2 separate regions of the Mus musculus genome follow, and region 2 is linked to region 1. Evidence: chromatin loops called from intact Hi-C (ENCODE). Cell type or tissue: left cerebral cortex. All regions are shown on one strand. Links, peaks and the distances in the headings refer to the core of each region. The heading gives the core; the rest is flanking DNA.

Evidence for each region. Peaks named below come from ENCODE experiments on the same cell type or tissue, not always from the same donor. Only the 100,000 strongest peaks of a DNase experiment are listed, where the experiment ranks them.
Region 2: it touches region 1 in a loop (4-fold over the local background); 3 of 42 quality-filtered maps call a loop at or near these places.

What each region holds. Positions count from the first base shown.
Region 1 is chr10:83,357,379-83,365,712 of GRCm38, reverse strand. It overlaps D10Wsu102e (DNA segment, Chr 10, Wayne State University 102, expressed), which reads right to left and starts at 5,492. Exons shown (of 4, transcript NM_026579.3): 1 at 5,340-5,492; 2 at 3,580-3,666; 3 at 1,198-1,334; 4 at 1-9. The coding sequence starts at 5,454. In left cerebral cortex, for the core only: a CTCF peak has its summit at 3,564 (motif pointing left); DNase peaks (open chromatin) are centred at 3,581, 4,054 and 5,548; H3K4me3 peaks cover 1,365 bases; H3K27ac peaks cover 1,169 bases.
Region 2 is chr10:83,523,031-83,531,364 of GRCm38, reverse strand. Aldh1l2 (aldehyde dehydrogenase 1 family, member L2) reads left to right here. Exons shown (of 23, transcript NM_153543.2): 2 at 3,916-4,060. It overlaps Gm51778 (a long non-coding RNA gene), which reads right to left. Exons shown (of 4, transcript XR_003948928.1): 4 at 7,411-8,119. Among named protein-coding and RNA genes, the nearest start is that of Aldh1l2, 6.9 kb to the left of the region's middle. In left cerebral cortex, for the core only: no CTCF peak of the experiment used is centred there; no DNase peak of the experiment used is centred there.

The DNA of each region.
Region 1 (8,334 bases), core at 79-8,078:
GGCCACATCCTATAACAAAGTGTCAGGATGAGAAATGTCCTTCAGGGCAGTTCTGTAACATGTTCTAATAAAGCAACATGGATGGCTACAGAGAGGGTGCAACAAGCAGGTAAAGATACTCACTGCTTTTCCAGAGGACCCCAGTTCAGTTCCCAGTACCCACTAACTCCAGCCTCAGAAAATCTAACATTCTCTGCTGGTTCTTATGGGCACCAAATCCATCCTAAGAGCAATGTCACTGAGTGCTTTAAGTAAAACATGTCTTTAAAAAAGTTCTTGCTGCCTACTATCCATCCAACAGCACCCATTCAATAAAGTGGACTAGAGTAGTGGCTCTCAACCTTCCTAACTATACAACCCTTTAATACAGTTCTTATGTTGTGGTGATGCCCCCCAACCATAAATTATTCTCACTGCTATTCCTAACTGCAATTTTGCTACTACTGCTATCAACCATAGTGTAAAATCTCTATTCTCTGGGTCCTGGCAAGTCGAGACCCACAGGTTGAGAACTGCCAGACTACAGTCAGGCACCCCATTGGACACTTAAGACTTGACAAGCAGGTGGCCACAGTAACATGGCCACAATCCCAGTCTGTAACAGCAGTGGGAAGACAACCTGAGGTCAACCTGAGGCTCCCCCACCACCCCCAAAAAAAAAACATCACAACTCTTGCCTTAAAGAAATTTACATTTCTGAGCAAAAACCAGCACTGGCAGGCAAAATCCTGCCTGCCACCCACTTTCGTTCAGACACTGAAGTAGGAATGGTGTCTGCACTTTCAGAGAGTAGCTGAAGGGGAAAGATGTAATTGTAGCATGCATACCACAAGCTTCTGACACCACAGCCCTGGGCAGAATTTCCCACCATGAAAAATTGTTCACCTGGAACTATGAGTCAACATGAATAGCCCTTCCCTTAAAAACCATGCACACATAAGAAATTGTATGTAACTCAATTTTTAGTAGCCATAAGTTTACAAAGCCTGCTTATTAAGTAAACGGCTACATTCTGCACTGAACAGCATGTCAAACAGGCAAACAGAGGGAGTATGGCCCTGTGGAAGTCAAGTATGTTTTACCATCTTGCCTGTGTGAAAATATTTGCTAATTTTACTCTAGAACGACATTTTAAAATACCATTTGGTGACAAGTATATTAATTCCATTGTATGAAACAGAAACAAGACTGAGTTACCATCTGTATGATGTTTCCAGACGTCTCGTCGATGTTTTCAATATTGAAGTGACCAGCTGGAGCAGCTGCCATTTCCCTCCTCAGCTTCTCATTTGCCTGGGCCATTTGTGGGAGGAAGGCCTGAACCTGGTCTAGCACTGGAGAGCGAACACAGCCAAGCAAAGCGTATTAGTAAGTTCTAACCAAGCCCTCCCAGCACAGCATTTCAGAGCAGAGTTAGCAACAAACCCATCAACTCTACATCCCTCCACTTCTGAGCCGCCTTGGGCTGCACTGGAGGGTGGGTGCTAGGCCCAGGGCTCCACCAATCAGTTACATTCCTAGGCCCTCTGAACTCGCAGAGCAATACAACCACACGATTCACCAATTAACTCAAATGTTCTGTTACTCTGCCATCCCCAAAGTATAAAGTTCTAGAAGGCTGGCATTCCACAAGATGACTGGGGAGAAACCAGACAGAATGAGCTAATGGTTAAGTGAACCTGCTCTTTACAGTGAGGCTGTCAAAGTCATTAATGAGATCTATTTGCATTTTTTACTATGTCAGTCACCTAGAACGTCTGTCACCTGCTCAACTGCCCACCTTTCATCTGAAAATGGCAACACCACCCTTCTTTTTAAAAAGAAAAAGCCAAACAACAAAAAGCAAAAAGACAAACAGGAACAGGTTTGCGAATTCTCTACGTTCATAACTTGGGCTGGCTTCCCAGTCCTGCATAGGACCATGCCTGCCCTTCCTTTGAAACTTGGGTCACTCATGTTCCTCATCCTGAACGGGCCTAGGTTTCTGCAGTCCTGCCTAGCGCAGTCTGCCCTGTGCTGTAATCTGACAGGGTGTTCTAGCCAAGCCAGTGAGCAGTCAACTTGGCTGAGGAGAATAGCACCAAGTTAACTGGATGCATTTCTCATTAACCAGCCGACTAGGCACAGCTGCACAGCAGCGTCTTTGGGTTAGTCTAACGCAGAGACCAGCAGCATAGGACGACAATGGGCATGGGGATCCAGATAAACCTTTACTTTCTATCTCTGGCTTCTCTTAAAGCAATCTCAGCTTCCACTCTTTTGCAACTCAAGAGTTCTAACGAACACATTCAATCTCACCACCATGCTGACTAGTTTTGTCAACTTGACACCAGCTAGAGTCTGAGAACAACAACTACGGAAATACCTCTGCAAGACCCAGCTGTAGGACATTTAACTAATCACTGACTGATGGGGGAAGGCCCAGCCTATTGCAGGTGATGCCACCCCTGGGTTGGTGGTCCTGCATTCTATAAGCAAGCAGGCTGAGCAAGCCATGGGAAGCAAGCCAGTAAGCAGCACCTCTCCATGGTCTTTGTATCAGCTCCTGCCTCCAGGTTCCTGTCCTGTGTGAGTTCCTGTTCTGGCTTCTTTCAAGTAATATACAGTGATTTGGAAGTGTAAGTCAAACCCTTTCCTCCCCAAGTTACCTCTTGTGGTCCCATCACATCGAAACAAACCCTAACCAGGACAGAAATTGGTCTAACAGTGGGGTATTGCTGTGGCAGAGACCTGACTGTGTGTGTTTAGGATTGTAGAACTTTGAGCTGTTAAAAGCACTAAGTGTTCAGAGCTCAGTGAGCTCTTCTGTAGGAGCCTGGGAGATAAGAATGTTGAGAGCAGTGCAGACGATAAGAGGTCTGGCTTGTGACGTTTCAGAGGTCAGTTTGAGAGTCCTTTAATGACTATCTCTGCTTCCCACAGTAGAAGGGTTATGGTCTCATGAAGCCACACAGCTTAAGAGGGTTCCTCTGGTCCTCACGTTGGCTCAACAAGCACCCTTATTCTGAGCAATTACCTAGAATAAATACCTGCCAGGTGTGGTGGCAAACACCTTTAACTCCACTACTCGGGAGGTGGAGGCAGAGGTAGGTGAATCTGAATTTGAGGCTGGCATGGTCTACACCGAGTTCCAGGCCAGCCAGGGATAAAAAGTGAGACTGTCGTGGGAGGGGAGGAAAAAAAAATGGCCCAGCAGCATGTAGCAGTAATCCTAGAGTGGGGTGAGGCAGGAGAATCTGGGGTTCAGGGACATTCTCAGCTACACAGGGAAGCATGAGGCCTGGACGACATGAGACCCCGTCTCAAGGAAAACAAAGCTAACTAGACCATAGCTAGCTGGGCCTTTTGGGGTTTCAAAAACACCTTTTATTCTGAAAACAAAAAAAAAAAAAAAAAAAAAAAAACAAAAAGCCTGCAACCAGGGAATTAACATGAGAAATTCTATTCCTCAGTCATTTACACAATATATTTGATTCTACGGTTTGATATGTGCCATGAAGACAGACTGTCCCCATCAAATAATGGATTAACTAGCCTCAATTGGGGGAGTGCCCTCTAGAGTAGAAACTAGGTACTTACAAGGGCTCCTCTGCATCCGAACTGTTTGAAGTGTAGAGGTCTTTCTGGGATGAGGCTTAGAGCTGATGAGCAACTGGTCCCAGATACCTGAAACCACACACACAAAACAATTCATGGCATAAAACAGCCCTGAGCAACAAGTGCAACTCAGAAATGAGATGAGCCTCTACACCAAAGAACTGTGAGAGCCGGGCCCATCAGCACAGCCTGAAGTCTGAACCACCCCTAACTCTGACAGAGGAGGAGCCAACACTCCTGTCTGTACGTCTATCTCCCCAACCTCTAGTACTGATCTAATAAATACACATTGACAAACAGGGAGGGGGACTAGGCATGGCAGGGCACACTCAAAAGACAGGCAAGTGGATCTCTGTGCTCCAGGCCAGCCAAGGCTATGTCTCAAGCACTAGCTGCTCTTGTTTGATTCCTAGCACCCACATGGGGGCTCAACTGGACTATAATTCCAGTACCAGAGCATTCGACACTTTGTGACCTCTTAAGGCAACAGGGATGCACAACGCACAACTTTAAACAGCACAGTTAGCAAAATGTAGACCTGCAATGAGTCTTTGATTTTAGTTAAGAAATTCAGATATGCTTTAATCCCAACACTTAAGAGGCACAGGCAAGAGTTCGAGGCTTGCCTGATCTACAGAGTAAGTTTCAGAACAATCAGGGCAACACAGAGAATCACTGTCTTGAAACACACACACACACACACACACACACACACAAAAGGTAAGTCAGAAGTCAGAAATAGGGCCCAAAAAGAGGGTTTTATGGACACAGTGCTTGCCTCCCAAATTGGAAGCGCTATTCACTCCCCACATAGTAGGAAGAGAGAATAGCCCCCTCCACATACCAGAGGTACATAATACAGAGAACCAGAAACGGTTATGTAGACTTGGGCAAGTCAGACTGGGCTTTTTTTTTTTTGTAGAATATACTTGCCTAGCTCTCCTACCTAGAAGGTGCTCAATTTAAAAAATTAATTATTCCGAGTTGCACCTTTCCAAACAAACCAACTGCCCAGTCCAAGCAACAAACACTGAAGACTCAAGCCTTTGCCCACTTTTTTTTTTTTTTTTTTTTTTTTTGTATTTTGTTCTTTGTTTATTCGAGACAGGGTTTCTCTGTAGCCCTGGCTGTCCTGGAACTCACTTTGTAGACCAGGCTGGCCTCGAACTCAAAAATACGCCTGCCTCTGCCTCTCCAAATGCTGCCAGGCTGGGCGGTTCCTAATGAACTCTACAAGGACCACCTGGCCTGGACCGGCTTGGCAGGTAGAGGAAAAAAAAAAAAAGAACCACCACCGCCCAGCGCCGGGCTGGCCTAGTCGTACCCCGGACAGACCCCGGCAGCGTCTCGGGCTCCGTGGCATCCCCTCCCAATTAGCGTCCCAGACTCCGCGGTATCTCCGACCTCCGCAGCGTCTCGGACTCTCTCGGTGTCCCATACCCCCGCAGCGTTCCAGGCTCCCCGGCATCCCTAGCCATCGCAGGGTCTCTGGCTCCTCGGCGTCCGCGGCCCCGCAATAACCCGGACCCCCGACTCCCCACAGCGTCTCGAGCTCCTTGGCTTCCCCGGCCCTGCCGCGTCTCGGGCGCCTCAGTGTCCCAGAACCCCGCAGCGTGCCCGGTCCCCGGTAGCATCCCCAACCTCCTGCAGTGTCTCCAGTAGCGTTCCCGGGTCCCGCAGTGTCCCTGACCCAGCAGCGTTCCGTGTCCCTCCAACCCACCCCGCTCTCCACCGTCGCTCACCTCCCGAACCCTCGCTCCCCGCCGTCAGCAGCTCCCTGGACACCGTGACCTGCGAGCAGGCTACAGAAGACGAAGAAACACCAGGACCGGTCCCGCGCTCGCCCTGGAACTCCATGCTTCCAACCCAGCGCCACTGAAAGAAGCCCGGATATAGGAAGGCACGGGGAAGGGGCGGGGTCAAGGCAGCAATTGGCCGAAACTAGGAGGTGGGCGGTGACTTACGGGTGCGTGGCCAGAGCTCGCGCCTAGAGATGAAGTTCAGACCCACGGGAACCGGAAGCGGGGGTGGGGCCGAGGCGGGGTGGAGGATGGGAACAAGGCACCACACTGCGTGGGCGGAGCGCTGCGGATGCACGTGTCAGGCGCCTAGTCTACCCCAGCCCAAGTCTAGCCCTAGTCTCCTCCTTTATTGTTGTTAGAAAAGAATCAACCCGGCTTGGTCAAGCTAAGCAAATGCAAGCATGAAGAAGGTGGTGCGAGGCCTTTGTCGTTATTTCCATTTTTGTTGTTGTTTGGGGAGGTTTCTGTGGTCTTCAGTTTGTAGCAATCCTGCTTTAGTCTTCCAGATGCCATAGAGGTGGGAGCCACCACACCCAGTTTCTTTTCATTTTCTATATTTTATTTTTTGTCATCCTGGCTGGCCCAGGTTGACTTCAAAATCACCATTTTCCAGCTTCCATTTCCGTGTACTTAAATCTACAGCCGCCCATTACCATACTTTGTTGTTTGTTAAAGCCTCACCAAGTTACCCCGGTTGACCTGGTACTCAAAGTCCACCTAGGTCCTAAATAGCCTGGATTTCAGGTCTGGATGACCAGACCCCAGCTTAGTTTACTATTTAACTGTAAACACAAAACCCAGAAGTGTTAAGAATGCTGTTTACGTTGCTATATATACAGCATGCCTTTGGAACACTGTCATGTCAAAATCCTAAAAGGTTGTTCCAGGTGGTAGTTAAAAGGTAGAGCTGTGAGTGAGGCACTGAGTTTGGTCTCCTACAGAAAAACAAATCCTTCATTTCTAAAAAGCTGAAACAAAACCCCTGAATGACAAACCCCATTCCTCCCCTCTTCCTGCCCCTGGGACCCAATGCTCATGGTTTTGTTGAGAACAAGCGAAAGAAACGTATTCCAAGTGCTACCATTTCATTTCCAGACTCCCATTTAATCATAGGGAGAAACTTAATTCACGGTCCCAGTCTCTAGGGAAGCTGGGGACTTCCCTATATCAGAACAGCTTCTGTTGTAAACAGTTGTCTGTGTGAACGCATCTCCTCAGGGACAATGTGTAAGGAGACAGTTATCTGAGTCCAGCCATCTCAGGGACAACTTCTCCATCTTGCTGGCAGGGTCAAGCAAGTTCATGTTCCCAGACCTAGGAACGAACACCTGTCCCAAGTCTACATGTTTTCCTAATTGTCTGTTAACTGGTAGAGAGCAGAGGAATTGCTATTATCTAAATCAAGGTGTGTAAGTTTTAAAAATATATAACTAATTGCCTGGTATGCACTAGTTAACTACATGCAGCTGACCCACTCCTCCCCACCCCCACCCCACCCCACCCCACCCCTGCTTCCTTATCACTCTGAGCTCTGCACCTAATGGAATTAAGGGCCTTGAAACCAGGTGCCCTGGATATGGCCCAGTACTCCCTTGTTTAACTTATAATGTCAAAACACAATTGGATAAGACTGCAGCTCCCCCCAGCTCCCCTCTCAGGGCTACACAGAGAAACCCTGTCTCGAAAAACAAAAACAAAACAAAACAAAAAGTACAATCTCCCTTCCAGGACGAGGTTCAGACCCCATACTAGCTGCCTCCCTGAGTGCTCAGAAAATAAAGCTTTTGTTTTTAAAGCTTCCATCTCTGAAGTGAGTTGTCTCAGCTCCCACCCCAAACCCAATAATTTCTCTTTCCGTGTAACTAGAATCATAAACTCTTGTTTGTGTAACTAGCATATTTCACTGAGAAGAATGTCTTCAAGGTTTATTGAAAAGGATATCTTTCAATTTTAATGTTGAATAATATGCTCTTGAATTTTGTACCACACTTTCTTTGGGGGGCGGGGCAGGGATTTGTTTTGGGGGGAACACTGTATAACCTAGGCTATATAGTTGAACTCCATGCTATCGATCTTCAAACACTTAATCCCAAGTGCTGAGATTACAAGCAGGCATTTGCTACCAGGACTTGCTAACAGTGTGTTTTCTCTGATAATGAACATTTGAGTTCCTTCCACCTCATGTCTGGTGTGAACAGGAGCAGCAGTAAATATGCAGTTGTTGATTCAAGTAGTGCCTTGAATCCTAGCATTCAGAAGGCAGGGAGGCTGGTGGATCTCTGTGAGTTTAAGGCCAGCCTGAACTACATAGCAAGATCTAAACCAGCCAGAGCTGCATAGTCAATCTGTGTCTCCAAAAACAAAACAAACAAACAAACCCTGTGGGGCTGGAGAGATGGCTCAGTGGTTAGGAGCACTGGATGCTCTTCCAGAGGTCCTGAATTCAATTTCCAGCAACCACATGGTGGCTCACAACCATATGTAATGGGATCCGATGCCCTCTTCTGCTGTGTCTGAAGAGAGCAACAGTGTGCTGACATAAATAAATAAATAAACAAATCTTAAAAATTTTTTTTTAAAAACCCAACTCTGTGTGTGTGTGTGTGTGCACAGTGTGTGTGTGTGTGTGTGTGTGTCTGTGTGTGTGGTGGGGCACATGCCTTGGCACAGGGGCACATGACAGGAAGTCAGGACAACTTGAGGGAGTCAGTTCTCCCACTTCATTTGGTCCTATGGATTAAAAAATTATAGCAGCAGACACCTTAACCTGTTAATCTGTTGGCCAGCCCAAATAACCCAATTAAAATACAATCAAAGGGCTGGAATATATATTTCTTCTTTCTTTTTGGAAGTAGACAAATGTTGGTTGTTCATTTCTTGCATTGGAAGTACTCTTCAGTATCATTCATTAGCCTAAGATTATTTACCACAGTTC
Region 2 (8,334 bases), core at 287-8,286, 170 kb before region 1:
CGGGGGGCGAGTCTGGGATAAACACACATCATATTCTGGGGGACACGGGCAGAGCTTGGCCCAACAGGAAGCAAAGATTATAAACTACATTCCCCTCCCCACCCCCCATCCTAGCAATCTGGGAAAATAGCTAAGCCCCTTATTCCAGGCGAGAGCTTGAAACTCTGTGTTTAACTTTCCTGGCTTCTCCAGGGCTTATCTGTGTGTGCGAGGACCTCTGGACCTCTACAAGCATCCATATTGGGCAGCTCATCACCACCTGTAACTCCAACACCACTTTCTGGCCTCTGAGGCCACCAAACACTCATGGTATAAACCACAGAAAAGACAGGGTTTCCCTGGCTGTCCTAGAACTTGCTTTGTAGACCAGGCTGGCCTTGAACTCACAGAGATCCACCTGCCTTGGCTTCTGGAGTGCTGGGATTAAAGGTTAGTTCCATCATTACCAGCTTGAAAAGCATTTTTAAAAGCAACGAGGGCTAGGCTAGGCTATGTAAGACCTCTAGCCTGGCACCCACAGTGACTCAGCTTTGGCCGCCCAGTACTGAGGGAAAAAAATCAGTAGGACAATCGACACAAATCCCTTCTTCATGGAATGATGCAATCAGGAAACCGAGCTCCACAAGCTTGTCACTGATGATGCCATCTGCAAATCTTGCATAGCTTCATCTCTCTGTGAAGCATGACACATGGCTCCTATTCAGGCAAGAGCTTGAAACACTGGATGTGAGCTTTTGCACGCTTCAAATACATTCAAAGTTCCTGACTCCATTGATGCGTGTCAGCATCCCATGACTCCCCATTCTGGGTACTGTGCTATTTATTAATTTTCTTCTGTCTGGAACTTCCCAGGGTTCTCCCATAATCCTCCCCCACTTTCTTGGCCAGCTCCCTGAATGAGATGCCTGCAGTTCCCTTGAGAATTCCCTTGGGGAGAAGGAGATGGCTCAGCAGGCTAAAGTGCTTGCTAAAGAAGCATCAGGTCCTGAGTTCAGATCCCTGCACTTGTGGAAAAAGTTGGGCGTGGTAGTGTGCACCTGAAGCCTAAGAGCTGGGGAAGCAGAGACAGGAGGATTCCTGGAGTCAACTGGTTACCAGCACAGCTGAATCAGTCAGCTCCAGGTCTGGTGAAAGACCTTGTCTCAAATAATAACATGGAGGGTCATAGAGGAGGACACCAGGCAGTGACACCTGGCCTCCATGAACATACACACATATGCACCTGCACTTATATGTGCACACATGCAAAAACACGTATGGGCACATATGTAAAAATATCCTATCTCTTACCTACTATGAAGAACTCCCGGTAATATCTTCCCCTTTCAGAACCTGATTGTGCCTACCTATCTTAGCACTAAGTCACTGATACATCTACTTGAGTGTCTTCCCTCCTGGATGATGAATTCCCAGACAGGGGCCATTTTTTTCTATGCATCTTGTAGTGTAGAGGGTCCTAAAGAGAAATGTGCACAGAGAACAGTGGAGAGAGACAAAATGAAGAGGTGTGAGTACGTCTGTAAGAGATCTTCCTGACTGGTAATTGATGTGGAAGGGCCCAGCCCACTATCATCCCTAGACACTTAGGTTGAATAAGAAAGCAAGAGGGAGGGAGCCAGTAAGCAGCTTTCCTCCATGGTTTCTGCTTTAACTTCCCACATTGGTAGACTGTGACCTGGACCTATGATCCAAATAAGCCCCTTTGCTCTCCAGTTGCTTTTGGTCATGGTGCTTATCACAGCAATAGGAAAGCAAACTAGGAAATCCCATCCTGTTTCCTGGTGACTACTGGATTTCATGCTATGTCACCACACATCTTTGCTGTAATATCTTAATCTGTAAAGATGAGTTATGAATGCCTGTTTCTGAGAGTCTGTATAGTCAAGTCATATGTGTGAAATATGTGACATGGGCCCACATTCTAGTCAAATGTTTCTAGTTATTTCTACATCTTCTTTCTGCCCTAAGCTTCCCAGGGCAGTCTATTTCTTGTGGTCTGGTTCATCTGGCAAATGTGAGTATGCTCACAGATCCCTAGGATGTTTCTTAAGATGAGGCTCCCTGGAACTCTGATTCTGACTCACTAGATCTGCCATGAGAAGCCAGAACCCACATTTGAAATGGCAGATTCTGAGTACCGTCTCAGACCGTGCTTAGAGAAATGAAAACAAGAAATATCTTAAGTCCAGTTTTCTGGAATCTTATAAATTCACAAACACACTTCGAGTCCTGAAGCCTTGACTATTTCCCAATGTTAAAGACTCACCTTGGGCTGGGGGTGTAGCTCTGTAGTAGAGCTCAAACTTCAGGTTCAACTCATAGCACCTGAGGGGGGTGTGTGTGGTGTTAGGGGAGGGGCGAGACGTCACCAGTTAAGCTCAGAGAATGTTTAATGAATATAATCTTTTCAGTGACAACATGGTTGCTTTAAACACCCTTTCAAATCAGCCAAGCTGGAACTGAACTCCAACGAGTCAGATGACAGTCACATAGAATGTAGCAAGCACATTGCATTAAAGGAAGAGGTCTCTTGTGTGCTTTCAGGTTTTCCACCAACACCCACATTTTGGTAATGCTGGTTGTCATACCAAAGGTCTTGCACATGGGGAACAAATATTCCCCAAAGAGCTACATACAGCTTAGCCCCTCTGAGTGTTTTGAAAGCAGTGTTTTCTATATCTTAAAATATCTGGCATTAATAATTGTATAAGGTGAAGTTGAAATTTTTGTAAGGTGGCCAACAGGAAGATTCTATTTCAGCCCTAATTATAGGATACAGAGATAATATTTATAGAACATTTTTATATTTTTCTTGGTGTGTGTGTGTGTGTGTGTGTGTGTGTGTGTGTGTGTAGTGGCCAGACAGGTCAACTCCAGACTTGTGCCTTGGACACACAATCTACTTTGTTCTCTCTCTCTCTCTCTCTCTCTCTCTCTCTCTCTCTCTCTATCTATCTATCTATATATATATATCCCACACCTGGAGGATGTGTGCAGACAACTAGCATATATATATATATATGAGAAACCTGCTGAGTCCAGTTAGCATTGCCTGTATGTATGTGTTTGGGACTTGTCACTTAGAATTTGATAACTGTCATGTAACCTTGGGTGCAAGAGTTGTATGTAGATTTATCAGTTTCATGCAAGAGCTGTATGTAGATTTATCAGTTACATGCAGGAGTTGTATGTAGATGGACCAGTTGGGGCTGGGCATACAGGATCAGTTGTTCTCTGTATTTTAAACAATCATGTGGCTTTCTGTAATTATCTCCATCTACCTCCAAAAACTATCTTCTTTGCTAAGAGATGAGAGCTACACTTATCTGTAGAATAAGGATGAGTATTTAGAATGCAGCAGGGAATCATACAAGTTTAATAAAGTGGCAGTGGGGTACTCTCCTCCAAGATTTATGACCGCACTAGTCATGGGGAGTTGAATAGGTTTACACTATCAGGCATAAATTCCCTCTTATGTAGAGGGTCTTAAGTCCTTAAGTCCAACTATAAAGCTGTTGGTTACCACCAAGACATAACTGCCACTACTGCCCCTTTAGGAATATCATGTCCTAAGCATCATTGAGGTTCATAATTGTTACAGGTAGGCAGGACTATTGATTGCTTGTCTCCCTTGCTTGCCTAGGACCTTCTAGTACTATGAAAGTTAGTCCTTAGGGAAGAGGCCTTCTGGTCAAATCCAGTTTGGTTTTTCTAGAAGTTGACTCTTTCTCGTGCCTAAAACTGTGGTTGTTGTTAGAGAATCTAGTTTGGGGAGAACATTATCACCCCCACGTAGTACAGCTGGACTGCAAAGGGGTCTTGTAGTCCTCAAATCATCTTATGTGACTCATTCCTCAACATCTCATGTGACTGTTTTCTGTCCACAGCAATTGTTGTCACTATACTCTTTCACAGGTTTATTTCAAAAACAAGCTGAAGTTGGCACTTATTGGCCAGAGCCTGTTCGGACAGGAAGTCTATAGCCAGCTCCTGAAAGAGGGCCACCGAGTAGTGGGAGTGTTCACAGTGCCAGACAAGGATGGAAAGGCCGATCCACTGGGTGAGTGCATCTGGGGACACGGGGTCCAACACTCTCAAGGCTGGTTGGTGATCAGAGCTGGGTTTGTTGTATAGCATGTGATCTCTGTTGTAGTTGTGCCATATCAAGACAAGGCTTTCATGGTCCAACCAAGTCTATGTTCCTGCCAGCAAACAGGGAGGGCTTGCCACCTGAGCTTGAGGACCTAGTTCATAGCTCCAGCATTCGTATAAAAGCAGATGCCCTGGCTTTGTTTCTTATGTTAACATTGTGGGGCGGAGATGGAGATGAGATTTGTTGGCCAGATAATCTAGATAACTGGCAAGCACCTGGTTCAGTAAAAGAACTTGTCTCAAAAAATAGGATGTAGAAGAATTAAGGGACTCCTGACATTGACTTGTGATCTCTCTACACACAGGTGACCACATGGGCATGTGCATATACTCAGACAAACATGCACACTACACAAAGACGAGAGAGAAAGGGAGCACAGAATGAGCACTTTACCATGGGCATAGCCCAGAAGTGGCACAAGTCACTGCCATTCATATCCAACCAGCCAGATATTAGGTATAGGCCGAGTCATTCACCAGGAAGCCTGAGATTGTCTTTGAGGTAGCTATCTATTTAAGTGCACAAAGTGTCTTAGTTTTGTTTCCTGTTGCTGTGACAGTAATTTTCAACAGTGTCCCAGCAAAAGCAACTAAGGGATGAGGGATCTCCTTGGCTTGTAATTTCAGGTTACAGTCCATCCCTGTGAGAATGTTGAGGTGCCTGGTCAGGTCACATCCATTTGATCAAGAGCAGAGAGTAATGAAGCCATGCATGCTCGCCAGTGCTCGGCTAGCTTTATTTCACTTTCAAACAGTTCAAGATCCCCTGCCTAGGAAATGGTACTGTCCATCTCGGAACGGTCTTCCCACTTGAACTAGGGTGATCAGGATAATCCCCCACAGACCAGCCCACAGACCAGCCTGATCAAAAGCTTCTTAGTGAGGTTTCCTTCCAAGATGATTCCAGGTTGTGTCAAGTTGACAACTAAAGCTGACCACCCCACTAATAGATCCCACACCTGGAGGATGTGTGCAGACAACTAGCAGTCCTACTATGTACATGGATTTTTGGAATTACAAATATGATTATCAGACTCAATTCAAAATAGATCTGGGAAGAGGGTGTTTCCTTGGTACCTGGGTCCAGGGTCAGGACCTCTTTCCATTGGCCATGACCACTTGAATTCATGATGTAAAACAGAAAAGGAAGAAAAACCCAACACAACTTGTACACAATATGGCCTTGAGACTGTGCAGCACGCTTAGCAACATATGCTCTAAGATCAGGCGATGGATGTGGAGTCTGCCCCGTTTCCACCCATGACCCTCTGTAAGTCACTTAGCTTACTAACCTCCAAGTCAGTGGCCCCTGCCTCATAGGGGGAGGTGAGAGTTCATGGCGGGGAGGGGGTCGTATGTAAAATGCTATGCCTTACGTCAGGCTTATAAGCAAGTAAAAATGACAGCAGCCAAAAGCTCTCATCAGGAGAGTCCTCTGAGCAAGTCAAAACTAGATCTGGGCAGTCAAAACCCACAACAATGAGACCAATAAGCTACCATCCCAAGTTTCTACCTCTGCAGAGCTCTCTCTTTTTTTTAAATAGTAAAAACATCTTCTCTACCCCATTTTCTTCCCAAGCAACCTCAGATTCCTTTCATTATCACACAAGTGATGTGTGTGTGTGTGTGTACCTATAGTGTAGAGGTCAGAAAGGATGTCAGGTGTCCTGCTCTGTCACATTCCACCTTATTCCCATGAGATAGGGTCTCTCTCTAGGTTGGAGGCCATAGTCCATGTGGTCCTCCTGTCTGTCCCCACAGTGCATGCAACCATGTCCAGTTTTAAAAAAAGATTTATTTATAATGTCATGCTTCAAGACTTGGGAGGCAAAGGCAGGCAGATCTTTGTAAGTTCAAGGCCAGTATGGTCTACAGAGTAAGTTCTAGGATACAAGGAGCTATACTGTGAGATCCTATCTCAAAAAAATATTCATTTTACTTTAATTATCTCTATATCTGTGAACGTGGTCACCAGGCACTCAACACAAGTTCTGGGAACCACACTACTCTGAGCCACCTCTCCAGCCCTGAGTCCATCTTTTAAAAATGTGACTGCTGGAGATTTGAACTCAAGTCCTTGTGTTTACATGGCAAGTACTTTTACCCTCAGAGCCATCTCCCCATCCCCCATTATCAGACTTTTACCTCCACTCACCTGCCAACTCAACCACTCAACTGACATGAACTACATTTCTTGAACATTTTATGAACATGCATGTTTTGTGCATTATTGTGCTGGTGGCTCAGACTCTTATAAATGGCTTGATCAAGGACTAGCCTCCATTCAGATACCTTTGGGACTTAACAAGGCTTCGGGGCTCAGTTTTGTCTCAGAGACCCCACCTCATCCTTTAGGACTGTGATAACTGCAGAAGGAAGGAAATGAAAGAACAGAAGCAAACCCTCCAGCCTTAGCTCCTGGAAATAGCCTATGGTAGATATATATGCTGTCACACACAAACACACACACACATACATGCACATGAACACACATATGCACAGACACACATGCACATGAACACATTGTAACACATGCACACACACACACACATCAGACACATGTACATACACATGCACACACATATGCAGACACACATGCACATGAACACATTGTAACACACATGCACACACATCAGACACATGTACACACACATGCACACACATATGCAGACACAATGCACATGAACACATTGTAACACACATGCACACACATCAGACACATGTATACACATGCACACACATATGCAGACACACATGCACATGAACACATTGTAACACACATGCACATACATCAGACACATGTACACACATGCACACACATATGCAGACACACATGCACATGAACACATTGTAACACACATGCACACACATCAGACACATGTACACACACATGCACACACATATGCAGACACAATGCACATGAACACATTGTAACACACATGCACACACATGCACACACATCAGACACATGTACACACACATACACATATATGCAGACACACATGCACATTATGCACACACATACACACTCATGCACACAATGAATGAATAAAAGTGTAATGAAAGTTCTTTTAAGAAAAGACCCTTTCTGGCTGGGTGCTGGTGGTGCATGCCTTTAATCCCAGCACTCGGGAGGCAGAGGCAGGCAGATTTCTGAGTTCAAGGCCAGCCTAGTTTACAAAGTGAGTTCCAGGACAGCCAGGGCTATACAGAGAAACCCTGTCTTGAAAAAACAAACAAACAAATAAGAAAAGACCCTTTTTTTTCTTTTTTTAATTGGGTATTTATTTCATTTACATTTCCAATGCTATCCCAAAAGTCCCCCACATGCTCCCCCACCCACCCATTCCCACTTCTTGGCCCTGTCCTTCCCCTGTACTGAGGCATATAAAGTTTGCACGACCAATGGGCCTCTCTTTCCACTGATGGCCGACTAGGCCATTTTCTGATTCATATGCAGCTAGAGACACGGGCTCTAGGGGGGTACTGGTTAGTTCATATTGTTGTTCCACCTATAGGATTGCAGATCCCTTTAGCTCCTTGGGTACTTTCTCTAGCTCCTCCATTGGGGGCCCTGTGATCCATCCAATAGCTGACTGTGAGCATCCACTTCTGTGTTTGCTAGACCCCGGCATAGTCTCACAAGAGACAGCTCTATCTGGGTCCTTTCAGCAAAAATCTTGCTAGTGTATGCAATGGTGTCAGCGTTTGGAAGCTGATTATAGGATGGATCCCCGGATATGACAGTCTCTAGATGGTCCATCCTTTCGTCACAGCTCCAAACTTTGTCTCTGTAACTCCTTCCATGGGTGTTTTGTTCCCAATTCTAAGAAGGGACAAAGTGTCCACACTTTGGTCTTCGTTCTTCTTGAGTTTCATGCGTTTAGCAAATTGTATCTTATATCTTGGGTATCCTAAGTTTCTGGGCTAATATCCACTTATCAGTGAGTTCATATTGTGTGAGTTCCTAAAAAAAAAAGAAAGAAAGAAAGAAAAAGAAAGAAAGAAAGAGAGAAAAGACCCTTTCATCAAAATCTGAAAATATTATCCACTTACCAGTTTTTTGAACTCAAATATATTATGCATTCAATATATGAGTGTCCCTCTAGGGACAAACCTGATACAATACTAACAACATCAAATTCTAGTCATAATCCCAGTTGTTCCCCATGTATTTAGCCT